Regions from separate parts of the Homo sapiens genome. Here region 1 is linked to region 2. Evidence: chromatin loops called from intact Hi-C (ENCODE). Cell type or tissue: endothelial cell of umbilical vein. All regions are shown on one strand. Each heading gives the region's core, and the rest is flanking DNA. Links, peaks and the distances in the headings are about the cores only. Region 1 has its middle 160 kb from the start of SMIM23. Region 2 overlaps STK10 (serine/threonine kinase 10).

What was found. Peaks named below come from ENCODE experiments on the same cell type or tissue, not always from the same donor. Only the 100,000 strongest peaks of a DNase experiment are listed, where the experiment ranks them.
Region 1: a loop joins it to region 2, with 2.5 times the contacts of the local background. A loop is called at or near these places in 7 of 110 quality-filtered maps.

What each region holds. Positions count from the first base shown.
Region 1 is chr5:171,625,720-171,633,219 of GRCh38, forward strand. No RefSeq gene overlaps it. Among named protein-coding and RNA genes, the nearest start is that of SMIM23, 160 kb to the right of the region's middle. In endothelial cell of umbilical vein, for the core only: a CTCF peak has its summit at 4,533; a DNase peak (open chromatin) is centred at 4,512; H3K4me3 peaks cover 243 bases; H3K27me3 peaks cover 881 bases.
Region 2 is chr5:172,036,453-172,043,952 of GRCh38, forward strand. STK10 (serine/threonine kinase 10) reads right to left here. Exons shown (of 19, transcript NM_005990.4): 19 at 5,627-7,500. Among named protein-coding and RNA genes, the nearest start is that of FBXW11, 34 kb to the left of the region's middle. In endothelial cell of umbilical vein, for the core only: a CTCF peak has its summit at 3,894 (motif pointing left); a DNase peak (open chromatin) is centred at 3,879.

The DNA of each region.
Region 1 (7,500 bases), core at 1,717-6,716, 410 kb before region 2:
GGGCAACACCCCACAATCTGGATATGGCAACCCTTAGTTACACGCGAGACGGCTCTGAGAGGTGAGGCAGTGCCACGGATGAGCTGCATAGCAGGAACCCAGAGCCAGCTTGGGCTGACTTTGGACACGAGGCTAAGCCCAGGACCTGGGAATGAGGAAGCGGCTGAGAATGAGCCTCCAATGGGGCTTGTGGTCATTGCCAACAGTGTGGTCCTGAGGACCCCAGCTGAGAGGAGGTGCCCCCAAAGGGCTGTCATGAGACAGACACCGCAACTGTCCCTGGGAAGGGAGGGTCTGTGGCTGTCCTACTTGTTCCCTGTCTTGGGGGAGAGAATTGGGGGTGTCCCTGGATGAGCGGAGAGCCCCTCCGGAAGCAGAGGCACCATCGGGACAGAGGAAAATCTAAGAAGCTCTGGCACAGTTCCTGCTTCCACTACCTTCACCTTTCTTCTTCTTCTTAGAAAATATCAATGTGGAGACAGCTTTATTGTTTTAGAGCAGTAATACATTCTCCTTTTTTTTTGTAATGTCAAAATACAGGTAGGCAAAAAAAGAGACAATAAAAATGCCCAGAGAAGGTCACTGTCCCTCAGGCTCACTTGGTGTATATATACCTTGTGGAACGGCGATTGCTTCTCCCCTGCTTAACACATTGTGAGCACGTTTCCGTGTATACACACCTCTATCGTGATTTTAAATGCGTCCATAACATTCCAAGGATCATCACAGTTTTTTAAACCAATGCCCTAGTGTTGAGCATTTAGGTTGTTTCCAGTATCTCACGGTGAGACGTCTTTCTACTCCTGAGACTCCCTCCCGAGCAGTGGTGTTGCTGTGTTAAAGAGCATGAGCATTTTGTAAGTCTTTGGTGGCCAAAGTGTGCCCTGGGAAGATCTGTCACTCTACCACCCCAGAAAGTATCCAGAGTGCTGTTCCTTCTCACTGTGTTCAAAGCTGGATATGAGTGATCACTTTTTAATCTTCGGTGACCCGATAAGTGAAAAGAAAATCTTGTTTCCACGTGAATGTCTTTGACTACTGCCTCTGCTTTCTTCATTCATTTATTCAACAAAAATGTATTGAGTGCTTATCTTGTGCCAGGCATCCTCTATTGCAGGAAGGGTGGTGGTGCATATTTTAAGCAGAAAATCAAACAATCTCTCCATTACGATTGCAGTCAGTGTTATGAGGAATGGTGGCCTGGGGGAGATGGGCTAGTGGGAGCTTTGGCCTCTTCCACAATCTCTATCAGATTTGATTTTCCTTGCTATGGAAAATGGACCCTTCTCAATGTCATATAAAATTCTCTGTAAATGCAGCTGCATTTCACCCTCGCCCCTACCCCTCTAACCAGATATTCTTCTAAGCACTTCCAACAAAGATATTTCCAGCAACCTTGTTAAGAAGAGCAAGTGCAAGGGGCTATTTCTCTGGCAAGAAAGTCTAGACTATTATCCAAGGCCTGTTTGGGGTGCATTTTCTTCAAAAAGCCTCTGGTTTTCACCAAGACAAACCCCTCTCTCTTTATCACACACTGAAAATCTCTTTAAAAGACTCAATAAACGGAGTAATAGAATCAAGGGTGAATTGTCTTCTCCCCTCCAGTGTAGGTGGACAGAATAAATTCTCTGCATCCCCAGGAGCTCCAGGCCTGGGATGTGGTCCATGAGAAGTAAGTAAGGTGGGTGCTCTTACATACCTATTGTTTTCAACATCTTTTTCAACTGGGAGAATCTTTTTTTTTTTGAGACAGAGTCTCACTTTGTTGTCAGGCTGGAGTGCAGTGGCACAATCTCGGCTCACTGCACACTCCGCCTCCCAGGTTCAAGTGATTCTTCTGCCTCAACCTCCCAAGTAGCTGGGACTAAGAGGCGCATGCCACCACCCAGCTAATTTGTTGTATTTTAAGTAGAGACAGCGTTTTACCATGTCGGCCAGGATGGTCTCAATCTCTTGACCTTGTGATCTACCCGCCTCGGCCTCCCAAAGTGCTGGGATTACAGGTGTGAGCCACCATGCCCGGCCTCAACTGGGAGAATCTTTTCATGATAACTGAGGTTCACAGAACACTTTCTGGGTGCTTGCTTGAATTCACAGATAAGACAATGAATGGCTCAGAAGGGTTGGAGGCCAGCCCAAGGTCACATAAGCAGGAAGGGGGCTAGATGTGAATCCAACTCCCCTGGACCCTGGGGCAGGACCCATGCTCTTGCATTACAGTGAAGTTCCAACTCTGTGCCTCCTTCCTTCCTCTTTGGAACTAAACCCCTGGGAGTCCCTGGCCTTTTGGATTCTGAAGCTTCTAAGGAAGGGATTTTGCCAGAGGTGCCCTGGCCTGGCACTTGTTGGTACCCTCAATTGCAAACTGAGTCCAGAAGCCTGGCAGCCAGAGTGTCTGTCCAGATAGGCATCTGGGCAGTGCCCACAGATGGCCCCAGTGTGATGGGCAATGCGTTAGGCATACTTTCCTTGCTGACTGATGTCATGAGCTCATTAGAGCAACGGGGTTTATAGTACAAGGCAACTATCCAGACAATAAATTAAGCTGCACAATTTAGCACTTAATTATCCTCTCTCTCATCTACTTCACTCTTGTTCCCGGGTGTCTGTCTGGGCCCTCCAGCTAGATGGTAAGATCTTCCCTCTGCCTCACGCCCCACAGTCAATCCATCATGCAGCCCCGTTGGGGCCATCTCGGGAACATCTCTCAAATACTTTCCCTTTTCCACATCCCCACAGCCTTGACCGCAGCCAGCTCTCACTCTCTCTCCCCACTGGATTATTGCCACCCTGGTCTCTCCCGCTTCAATTCCCCTCTCTGCTCCGCCCAAGTTACACAAGCATGGCTTCCCTTGGTCTGAAATCCAAAGTCCCAAAGGTCTTGGCATCCAAAGCCCTTCATGCCCAGGGTGTCTTGCCTGCCTTACCAGCCTCCTCTTCCCAAACCCCCATGTTGGCTGCCCTCCCGCGCAGAATACTAGCTTGAAGATCTTCCCTTATTAGGATCAAAGCCAGCCTCCAGGCTATTTCAATACACGAACTTCTGTATACTCAGTTTCCTCCACGTGGAATATCCCCCTCCCCACACTGACAGCCCTGCCACTCAATTTGCAAACTCATTCTCATCCCAGCAGCCTGCTCTGGAATCTCCTCCTTCAGGAAGTCTAGGGGTATTTACTTGGCAAGCCCTACAGCTGAATCTCTTCATTTCCCATCCCCTCAAAGCCCACCCCAGAGGACGCGCTTCCACAGGGATGCCCCAGATAATAAGATCAACAGGACTGTCTATCTGTGGAGGGCATGGATGGCTACAAAGCACTCTCCCACCCTTGCACTTTGGAGTCCTTATTGTTAAATCCTCAGAATCAAACCACCAAGGATCCCTTTTACAAATCCTTTTATAGATGAGGAAACTGAGGTTCAGATTACAGAGCCAGGTCCCCCTGCCCAACCCTGCCTACGTCTAAAGAGCAGGGACAGTGTTCTAGGGCTCAGGGAGAACAGGCAAGAGGACCCCATGGGGGCACCATGATGGGGGGACGACCATGGAGGACAGGGATGGGGGACAGTCTGAAGCAGGGCTGTCTTTTAATCCAAAGGAGGCTTGGCTGGTCAAATCACAGCACCTCCACCAGGCGTTCCCTTCTGCTCCTCCATTTTGCAGGTGGGTGAATGGAGGCTCAGAGAGAGGGAGGGAGGAGCAGAGGACAAGGTCACAGAGAAATAGGGACCAAGTTAGAGTCAGGTGTCCTGGCTCCCGGTCCAGCTGACCCAGTGGGCTGCAGGTCAGGGAAATCACGTGGTCGCTCCTTCTCTCTGTCCTCCCTTCCCCGAGGGCTTCCTCCATTTCCTGCGTGCCTCCTGGCAGCCAGGCCTCACCCTTGTTTTTAAAGACACAGAGGGCCCCTGTCTGATTTCCTCATTGTGCCTGGCACATAGTGGGTGCTGGGTAAACACTTTTTTTGAGTGGCTTAATTACTGAGTAAGTGAATGAGCACTGGAATTGTAAGATTCCCAGAAGGACCTAAAGCCCTTTATGGGCACAGGTCACAACCATCCTATGAGATCAGTGTCATCACACCCATCTTACAGATGAGGGCGCTGAGGCTCACGGAGGGAACAGAATTCAACCAAAGCTCTATGGTTAGAAAGCAGTTCTCAGCCATCCTAGGAAATAAAACATTACACATGCTATATATATTTTAAAGCAAGGATGTTTTCCTTCTGGTGTCGAAACAGGAAAAGCTCCCTGAGAAGCCCATTGTAAATATCATCGCTTCTTCTCAGGCCTCTGTCAGCTTATGTTATTTTATTTATCAACATTCAGTAGCGTGTGGATTCAAGAACACGTCCTCGAGTGGAACGCCAAAGAAGATGCCTGCTCTAGGGGCCAGAGCGCGCTCCGAGCAGGAAGCCCGGGGCGGGCCGTCATCCAGGCGCAGGGCTGGGTGGGCGTGGGCAGCCCTTCCCAGCGCCTCTGTCTGGGTGGAGCGGCAGGTTGGAGTTGCAGCGGCGTCTCCCTCATTTCCATAAGGGGGAGCCTGTGCGCAGGAGATCCCGTCCCAGCCCGCGCAGCCTCGCCATCCTGGGACCCGCTCCGTCAGGAGTGGCCATTCGGGTGGCACCAGCAGATGTCTACCCTCGAGGGGAGCCACAAGGTTCTGTGCAAACTCTGCCTTCCTCCGTTTATCCTCGTGTCCCCAAGGAAAATGAAGGGGACCACCCAAGGCCCCGTGTAGAAAGAACGTAGCTTTGGGGACAGACGGGACTGGGGCCCCCCTGGCTCCATCCAGGACTAGCTGCATGACCTTCAGCTGGTTACCTCCCCTAGTCCTCAGTTTATCTGTAAAACGGAGCAATACCAATTTTAGAAAGTAATGCAGAGCAGCGACAGACAGTGTCTGGGGCACAGTAAATTCTTTAAAATAAAAGAAATATTAATTACCCTGGTGATTGTTGTCTGGATTATTCATGCAAGTCCTAATTGCCACCCCAACCTTCACAGAAATTTCTGCTCATCCAGGTCCCTGGCTGAGCCTTCAGGGTGATTTACTCAGGGGCTGTGGCCTCCCTGGGCCCAGATGTAGACAAACCCAGCAGAAAGGCATTTTGAGCTTGTGGTTGCAAATATAAAACCAGGTGCTTCTCTTAACAGAAATGATGACAGAGCAAAAGTACCAAAGACTATTTGAGAGAGAGAGACAGAGAGCGCTCATAGCTGAATTCCTACCCAGATTCAGCAACCAGTTTCTCTTTTTTTTTTTACACATCCCCACCCCTAGTCCACACACGTGTTTTGGGACTGTAATATACCAGGTGCTGTTTTATTCCTGACGTGCTGTGGCCTTTGGTCTGAATCACTCCATCTCCTTTTGTTTGGTTCCTGCCAGAAAGCAAAGCACATATTTCACTGTCCCTTCCCCTGGGAGAACTTCTTTGCTGGCCTCCCTTTGCACACCTTCATGGAGCTGCGTTCGGGATAGAACGATGGCATGGCCACACAATCTGCTGCCCTTCGGCCACTTTCTTACACTTTTCTTTTTTTTCCCCAACATAGAAATAGCATATTCTCCCTGATTACTAAAGTAATACATGTGCATCATAAAACATTGGGCAGTTCAAAAGACGAAAGTCACCCAGAGATAACCACCGCTAACATTGTGTCTTATCCTATCAGACTTTCGTGTGTCTGGTGCACACACAAACCTAGTTACAACAAGGAAATCTTACAGGATATGCTGTCGTGTATTCCGATTTTCTTTGTCTGCCTATGTGGTTTTCTTGATCATTCTAAATGGCTCAGAATCATTTCATTGTACGGCAATGTACAATAAAATGTATATACACCAACATGGTGAAACCCTGGCTCTACTAAAAATGCAATATTTAGCTGGACATGGTGGTGTGCACCTGTAGTCCCAGCTACTTGGGAGGCTGAGGCACAAGAATCACTTGAACCGGAGAGGCAGAGGTTGCAGCGAGCCGAGATTGTGCCACTACACTCTAGCTTGGATGACACAGTGAGACCCCATCTCAAAATAAATAAATAAATAAAATATAATGTATACACAATAAAATGTATATGTAAAGTGACTGACAGCATAGTTCATTTAACCAAAATCTCGTATTTTTGGACATTTAGGTTGTTTCCTTTTTCTTTTCTGTTCTTTTTGTTTTTTAAGCCTTTAGTTTGGAAATAAATATAAATTCATAGGAAGCTGCAAAGATAATACAGACAATTCCTATGTACCCTTCATCTGGTTTTTCCCGATGGTGGCATCTTACATAACTCTAGTACAATGTCAAAGTCAGGATATTGACGTGAGTGCAGTCTGTGTGTATAGTTCTAGGTCATTTTATCCCATGTTGATGATCTGTGTAACCACCACCACAATCAAGACACAGAACTATTCCATCATCATCATGATTTCCCTCGGGATACCCTGGAGGATCACACCCGCTCATCTCTCCTCTTCTTCCTAACCACTGGCAATCGCCAGCCTGTTCTCTAGCTCTATACTCTTGTCATTTTGAGAAATATATTATATATATATATGTGTATATATATATATATAAAACGTTATGTATGTATGTATATTGATTTGATTTTTCGTGTGTGGCATGTGTGTAGGAGGTGAACGAGAGGAGAGTGGGAAGGGCAAAGTTTTCTCTGAATCATCCAAACTTGCCCAGCCTAGTGGCTGTTCAGCACTTGAAGTATGGCTACTTCAAATGGAGATGTGCTGTAAGTATAAAATGCACACTGGATTTGAAATCCTTAAAAAAATTAGAAAGAAAGAAAACTCATTTGTCATGTTTTGTATCGACTATACACTAAATTTATAATATGTGGATATATATTAAGTTAAGCAAAATATATAATAAAATTATTTTTACCAGTTTCTCTTTACTTTTCTAATGTAGCTACTGGAAAATTAAAACTTATGTATGTGGCTTGCACTTGCGGTTCACACTGTGTTTCAGTTGGGCAGCAAGGGCCCAAACCCTCCCTCCCACAGCCCTTTAGGATCCACGGTGGGCAGGGACAGTGTGGTGGCCAGAGCCAAGGCCTCAGCTCTCAGCCACCGCAAGACAGTCAGCTGGTCCCTGTGGTTCTGGTCTCAACAGCCAGTACACAACCACAGACCCCACAGTGTGGTGGAAAAGAGCTTGAGGTCAGAGAGACCTTGGTTTCAATCCTAGCTCCTTTAGAGTGTTCTTGGATTTGAACTTTTATCCCCTTCCATTTCCTTATTCCTAAAATGGGGGAACTCACCCCATAACATTTATGGAGACTTTTTTTTATTCAACCAATTGTTACTGAACCTACTACATGCTTTCGCAGCCTAGAAGGAGGCTCACGTGGCGCTCCAGCGCTCATTGGACCCTCTTTGCTGCCTCCAGAGACACTCTCTCGCCCAGGCAGGAGTGCAGTGGTGCAATCTCAGCTCACTGCAACCTCGGCCTCCGGGTTCAAGCAATTCTCCTGCCTCAGTCTCC
Region 2 (7,500 bases), core at 1,376-6,375:
ACTCCTGAGCTCAAGGGACCCACTCGCCTTGGCCTTCCAATGTGCTGGGATTATTGGCATGAGCCACCATGCCTAGCCTGAGAAAAAGTTTTATTTTATTTTATTTTATTTATTTATTTATTTATTTATTTTTGAGATGGAGTCTAGCTTTTGTCACCCAGGCTGGAGTGCAATGGCACGATCTCGGCTCACTGCAACCTCCGCTGCCCAAGTTCCAGCAGTTCTCCTGTCTCCACCTCCCAAGTAGCTGGGACTACAGGCGCCCACCACCACACCCAGCTAATTATTGTATTTTTAGTAGAGACAGGGTTTCACCACATTAGTCAGGCTGGTCTCGAACTCCTGACCTCAGGTGATCTGCCTGCCTTGGCCTCCCAAAGTGCTGGGATTACAGGCGTGAGCTTCCGCACCCAGCCGAGAAAAAGTTTTACATCAATGTGAAAGTAAAACGTGGTAACTAGACTTTACAAAGTGATTTTGGAAAAGGTATGAGATTTGCCAGATAATTTTTTTTTTAATCATCAAGGTAGAGGGAAATGGTTTTACCTAGCACAGAAGATATGTAGTCACATGAAAGAATAAGATTCCTAATGAAAAACCAGAAAATAGCCAGAATCCCTAACTGTATAGTACTGATTAAGTAGATAATAAACATTCATAGGGTGGTGGGTTAATTAGCCACTTAAAACGATGTTTCTGGCCAGGCGCTGTGGCTCACACCTGTAATCCCAGCACTTTGGGAGGCCGAGGTGGGGAGATCAGCTGAGGTCGGGAGTTCGAGATCAGCCTGACCAATATGGAGAAACCCTGTCTCTACTAAAAATACAAAATTAGCTGGGCATGGTGGCGCATGCCTGTAATCCCAGCTACTCGGGAGGCTGAGGCAGGAGAATGGCTTGAACGCGGGAGGTGGAGGTTGTGGTGAGCCGAGATCACACCACTGCCCTCCAGCCTGGGCAACAAGAGCAAAACTCCATCTCATAAATAAATAAATAAATAAATAAATAAATAAAGTTTCCAGAGAACTTTTAGTAACATTGTTAAATGTTCATAATGTAATGTAAGTGAAAAAACTCAGTATATAAAGCTGTATATGAAAATCCCTTCCCATCTTTTACCTAGATTACTGTAAGCACCCTGATTGTCAGCCACCCTCCAGCCCCTGTCCCTCCAATTTGTTTTTTTACAGTGCAGCCAATCATCTGCCTACAATATCAAGCAGAGGCCATACCTTGTTTGCAGGATAAAATCCAAATTCCTCTTCATGGTTTGCATATATCTCTCCCTAGTCAAGCCTCCTCTCCAACTTTATTTTTGTCAACTACCCATCTTATGCTCTAGTCTCAAACTTATAACCTCCCAGCCGAGATATTTCCTCTGAGCACCAGATGTGTGTACACAAATGACATCTCTCTGTGGATGTCTCATAGGCATCAAATTTATTATTTTACTTATTTTATTTTGTGAGATGAAGTTTTGCTCTTCAGGGTCTTTCTCCCATTATCTTGATGAATAGTACCTGGCTCCCTTCTAGTCATTTAATCTCTTTAGGAAATTGTCACTTAGCCACACCCTTAGTATTCTCTCCCAAGCTTACTTTTTCACTCTTTACATGGCCAAGCTGAGAACTTTCTAGATCTATTCTGCTTCTCTTTTAATTATAAATTCTGTCTTTAAGTCATTTCTTTGCTCTTGCATCTCACTGTATGTCATTGAAAGCAGCCATGCAGCAGCCTGAATGCTTTGTTGCTTAGCTGCTTTTTTTTTTTTTTTTTTTTGCCAGATACCCTAGTTCATTGCTCCTAAATTCCATAAAGTCCTAGGACACAAACAGAATTCCACCAAGTTATTTTCAACTATGTAACAAGAATGGCCTTTACTCCAGTCTCTAATACCTTGTTCCTCATTTCCATTTGAGACCTCACACAGAATGGCATTTACTGTCCATATTTCTATCAACATCCGGGTCATGAGCATTTAAGTAATGTCTTAGAAGATTCAGACTTTCCCCACGGCTCTTCTCTCCTGAGCCCTCACCACAATCACCCTTAATGCTCCATTCACGGCAGTGTAGGCTTTTTCTAGCCTGCTTCTTCCCATTTTTCCAGCCTCTACCCATTACCCAGTTCCAGAGTGGCCTCTACATTTTTCACAGGTGTTTGTTATAGCAACAGACCACTACTCAGTACCAATTTTCTCTCTTAGTCAGTTTTCTGCTGCTATAACAGAATACCATAGACTAGGTAAATTGATAAAGAACAGAAGTTTATTTGACTCACTGTTCTGGAGGCTGGGATGTCCAAGAGCATAATGCCAGTGTCTGGCAAGGGTAATCCCATGGCACAAAATAGAAGACAGAAGTGAGCACATGAGACAGAGAGAGGGAATTGGGCAAACTCATCCTTTTTTTGGGGTGGGGAGGGGGGAACGGAATCTTGCTCTGTCACCCAGGCAGGAGTGCAGTGGTGCAATCTTGGCTCACTGCAACCTTCGCCTCCTGGGTTCAAGCGATTCTCCTGCCTTAGCCTCCTGAGTAACTGGGATTACAGGTGTCCGCCACCACATCTGGCTAATTTTTGTATTTTTAGTAGAGATGGAGTTTTCACCATGTTGGCCAGGCTGGTCTTGAACTCCTGACTTCAGGCGATCCACCCACCTCAGCCTCCCAAAATGCTGGGATTACAGACGTGAGACACCATGTCGGGCCAACTCATCCTTTTTATCAGGAATCCATTCCCATGATAACTAACTCACTTCTGCAATAATGGTATTAGTCCATTCATGAGGGCAGAGCCCTCATGACCTAATCACCTCTTAAAGATTCCACCTCTCAATATCCTTATAGTGGCAATTAAATTTCAATGAGTTTTGGAGGGGACATTTACACCATAGCAAGGCGTCAGCTAAAAAGTCCTACTTCCGGCCGGGTACAGTAGCTCACGCCTATAATCCCAGCACTTTGGGAGGCCAAGGCAGGCGGATCATGAGGTCAGGAGTTCGAGACCAGCCTGACTAACATGGTGAAACCCCGTCTCTACTAAAAATATAAAAATTAGTCTGGCGTGGTGGTGGTGCATGCCTGTAATTCCAGCTACTCAGGAGGCTGAGACAGGAGAATCGCTTGAACCCGGGGGGTGGAGGTTGTAGTGAGCCAAGATCACGCCACTGCACTCCAGCCTGGGCGACAGAGCTTGATTCCATTAAAAAAAAAAAAAGTCTTACTTCCTCCCCTCATGGAGCCTGCAGTCTTCCCTTTCCTTCTGAAAGCCTCAAACCTCTGTGGCCAAAAAACTCTTTTAACCTCATCTCAGTCTTTTTCAGCTGGTCTCTTGAATTGCTAAGGCCATGATTTCAACTGTCCTTCCCCTGAGTAAACTCCCCTTCTTCTGACTGCCCTTGGGATAGATAAGTGTTTTAGCCTGGCATGTTAGTCTGGACCTGTCCATCTCTTCAGCCTCATGACCCATAAAGCATTTACCCTAAACGATATCGCAGTCTCTGAATGCACACGTTCTGGCACATACTAGTTTGTCTTCCAAGACTCAGCATCACCTTCTCTGGGAAGTCTTCCCTGATTCTCCCAGGCAACGTCAGTCTGAACTTACACTCTGCTTTTCCAGGTCTGTTTCCCTACAAGGACAAGGAGACAGTGTCAGTGTCTTACTCATCTCGGCATCTCCAGCACATGGTGCTTAAGAGGTGTCGAATGAGGAATGATCTCATTTCCCGAGTCCTAAGAATCCTCTAATGCACTGTTGTTTTGTCAGTTTCATGAATTATTTTTCACTAGAACCTCAATCATTTTTCTAGCCCTTAATGGCAGGCAGGCCGGCTGCTTATTTGTTTGTATCCCCCAGACAGTAATCAATGTGAACTCCGCACTGACCTTGTGGCTGCGGCCTGCCCCCTGCTGGTCAGAAGGTTTCTGGGACAGAGACAACTCAAGGCTGAAGAAACAGGGGTTCTAAATCATTTTTTGCGCCGTGGACTCCTTTGGCATTCCACAAAGAATATGAATCCCTTCTCAGAATAATGCATATTTTTTGAGACAGTCTCGCTCTGTCGCCCAGGCTTCAGTGCAGTGGCACGATCTCGGCTCACTGCAACCTCTGCCTCCTGGTTCCAGCCATTCTTATGCCTCAGCCTCCCGAGTAGCTGGGAATACAGGTGTGCCACCACGCCTGGCTAATTTTTGTATTTTTAGTAGAGACGGGGTTTCACCATGTTGGTCAGGCTGGTCTCAAACTCCTGACCTCAAGTGATCCACCCGACTCGGCCTCCCAAAGTGCTAGGATTACAGGCTTGAGCCACTGCGCCTGGTGGCTTCTCAGAATAATATTTTCAAGTGTGTAATATAAAGCACATAGATTACAAATGAAACCAATCATATGGAATACAGGTAACAAAATACTGGAAAACCTGTATATATTTTGTATGTGATATATATGCCCATGTAATGTGATATATGGATGTATATACACATATGCACGTTAAATAACAAGATCTAGTAATAGGTCTAATAGCTACTGTAATTTCAAAGTGATAAAAATATTTTGAGATCTCTACCACAGCTGCAATGTGATATGAAATATCTGGGATTTCTACTGGTGACAGTCACAGCTACTGCTAATACTACTACAGTTTGTAGTAAAACTAAAGACCAAATCTTTTGCCATCCAGATACCAAGACACCCTGAATTCTACATATGGATCCATTGTGGGAAGAGTCTATGGACCCAAAGTTAAGAAAGCCTGAATCGTGTTTCAGAGGCATGGCAGACAGATTCTTTTAAATACGGCAGGGATGGCTAGTGGCTAGGCATCTGTACGACCCTTGATTAGTTCAAGTGGCAGTTGAGTGAGACACGGGAGGTATGCCAGAAACACCTCTGGCAGAAGGTCCAGGTTTGAACCTTATAGGCGTCACTTACAGTGTTTTGAGAACTGGCTTGACCCTTCCCTTTGCCTAGTGCCCATTTCCTCATCTAGAAAATGAGAATGAGCCTGGTGTGGTGGGGGGTGGCTCACACCTGTAATTCCAGCTGTTTGGGAGGCTGAGACAGGAGGATTGCTTGAAGCCGGGAGTTTGAGACCAGCCTGGGCAACATAGTGATCCCCCCTGCCCTGTCGCCTGTCTCCACAAAAAAAAGCCAGGCACCGTGGCTCATGCCTATAATCCTAGCTACTCAGGAGGATAAAGTGGGAGGATCATCTGAGCCCAAGAGTTTGAGGTTACGGTGAACCATGATCATGCCACTGCACTCCAGCCTGGGTGATAGGGAGACCCTGTCTCTAAAAAAATAATAAATACATAAAATGGGAATGATGGTGTCTTCCTCCGATTGTTGAAAGGATTCAGTACATTAACAGGTGAAAACTTTTTGGGGTCAATGAATGTTTGTTGTTAAATGAGAATGATATTAAATGTCTGTAGAGAACATGCCCCATGACATGCTCTCTCTCAGCCAAGCATAATGTCTTTCCAAAGAGAAACCCGAAGTCTGAGCTGCCGTATGACCTGGGAGGCACCTGCGTACTTGGAAGATAAGCCCTTTCTTGCCGGGTGAGTATGGTTAAGTGTGCCCTGCTTTCCACCCCAATCCAAAAGAACAACCTGAACGGCAAATAACCTTGTTATTTTATTAGAAGCATATTTACATTCTTGTAGTTAACTTTCCAGAGAACATTTTACAAAAATTTTGTATAAAGTCTGGAAACTACATAAAAATAATTTCTATCTTTCATAAAGGGAAAATAAAAGTTAGTTACATTTACTCTAAAACCAGACAGAGGAAAAAAACCCAGTTCTGTCTGTCCCTTATACAGAAAGCACTAACACAGGGCACGAGGAATACCGCGTGGGCCTCTCAGAGATGGGCATTGCACGGTGGCTCCACGGTGAGGCTAGGTGACCCCGCCAGTCCCCATCCAGAAAAGCACAGGGGAGCTCTGAGGGCTCAGGCGGCACTGAGCGGGGACGCGGCAACTCCTTGAAGGGCAAAAGTGATGTGAAGGACGAGCCACGAGGGGAATGATCACAGACTTTCACCTGAACCATGAAACTGGCATTTCACCTAATACTTTCTCACACGCCAGGCTACACATGGAAATACTGTAAGCAAAGCCCAAAGCAGCCCTGTCTGGTGGTTCCCAACGCTGGCCTGGCCTGGTAGAACTGGGTCTATGTTCTGCAGTTACACTGCCGCTAGTTCATGTTTCCCCAGCACCAATGCACCAAAGAGAATAAAAGGAGACAATTGTTTCGCTTGTCTCATTTGTGAGAGACCTAAAAAACACCCCCATCTGGGTCAAATTCTGCAGCAGGCAAGCTAAATGCTCACTAACCTGAGAACCATTGCTAGCTCCAAGAGAATCTTGACTGTGCATTTAAGATTTGGGCAGTCCCCTTTTCCTGTTGAAGGGCTGCCCCTCCCTTCCCAAGCATTCAGTTATAACCAATGTTGAGAAAATTTCCAGGGAATTGCTTTAGAAAGACAGAGTATACAGAACCTTAACCTAGCTGGGTGCAGTAGCATGTATCTGTCGTCCCAGCTACTCAAGGTTGAAGCGGGAGAATCAGTTGAGCCACGAGTTTGAGATCAGCTTGGGCAACATATTAGAGACCCTGTCTCAAAGAATTTTTTTTTTTTTTTTTTTTGAGAGACAGAGTCTCGCCCTGTCACCTAGGCTGGAGTGCAGTGGTGTGACCTTGGCTTACTGCAACCTCTGCCTCCTGGGTTCAAGCGATTCTCCTGCCTCAGCCTCCCGAGTAGCTGGGATTATAGGCATGCACCACCACGCCTGGCTAATTTTTGTACTTTTAGTAGAGACAGGGTTTTGCCATGTTGGCCAGGCTAGTCTCGAACTCCTCACCTCAGGTGAGTCACCATGCCCGGCCTAAAAATAAAGAATCTTAAATCTGTAGGAGTGAAGGCGGAAAAAGTCCTCCCAGGAAGTCTCAACCACTCTACCACCAGCGAAACACTACCCAGACTCAATATGCCCGCATGATTACTCCAAATCATTACCAGTTTTGTGTTGTTGTTCTTGTTTGTTGTTTTAAAAAGCAGATATCTTCCTGGAGAAACCATACATTTTATAGTTGTTTCAATAAAATAATTAGAAATCAGGGTGAAAAAAGGTTTCCTTGTAAGTAAACCCGCATACTGGTTCAAACATTTGCTTTTATTGCGTTATATACATTCTGCAGCTGTAGAATCAGAATCTGGGGGAAGCCAACTGAGACCCCGAAGGCCCAGCAGGAGTCCATCTGAGGTACAGAACCTGTGCTTCTGCCATGTTCCTGGGGCAGGGGCATTCCATTTCCCCCTGATGCTTTTTCTTCCTGAAGAGAAGTCCAACAGACTGCCAGCCCAGGTCTGAAATGCAAGGTGGGACTCCTGAACACAGTCGGGGGGATGGGGCAGAGGCAAACAGCCCTCCTGTTTCACCTGCAGACAGGGTGGGCCAGAGTGCTATGGAGCAGACTGGGTTGTGGAA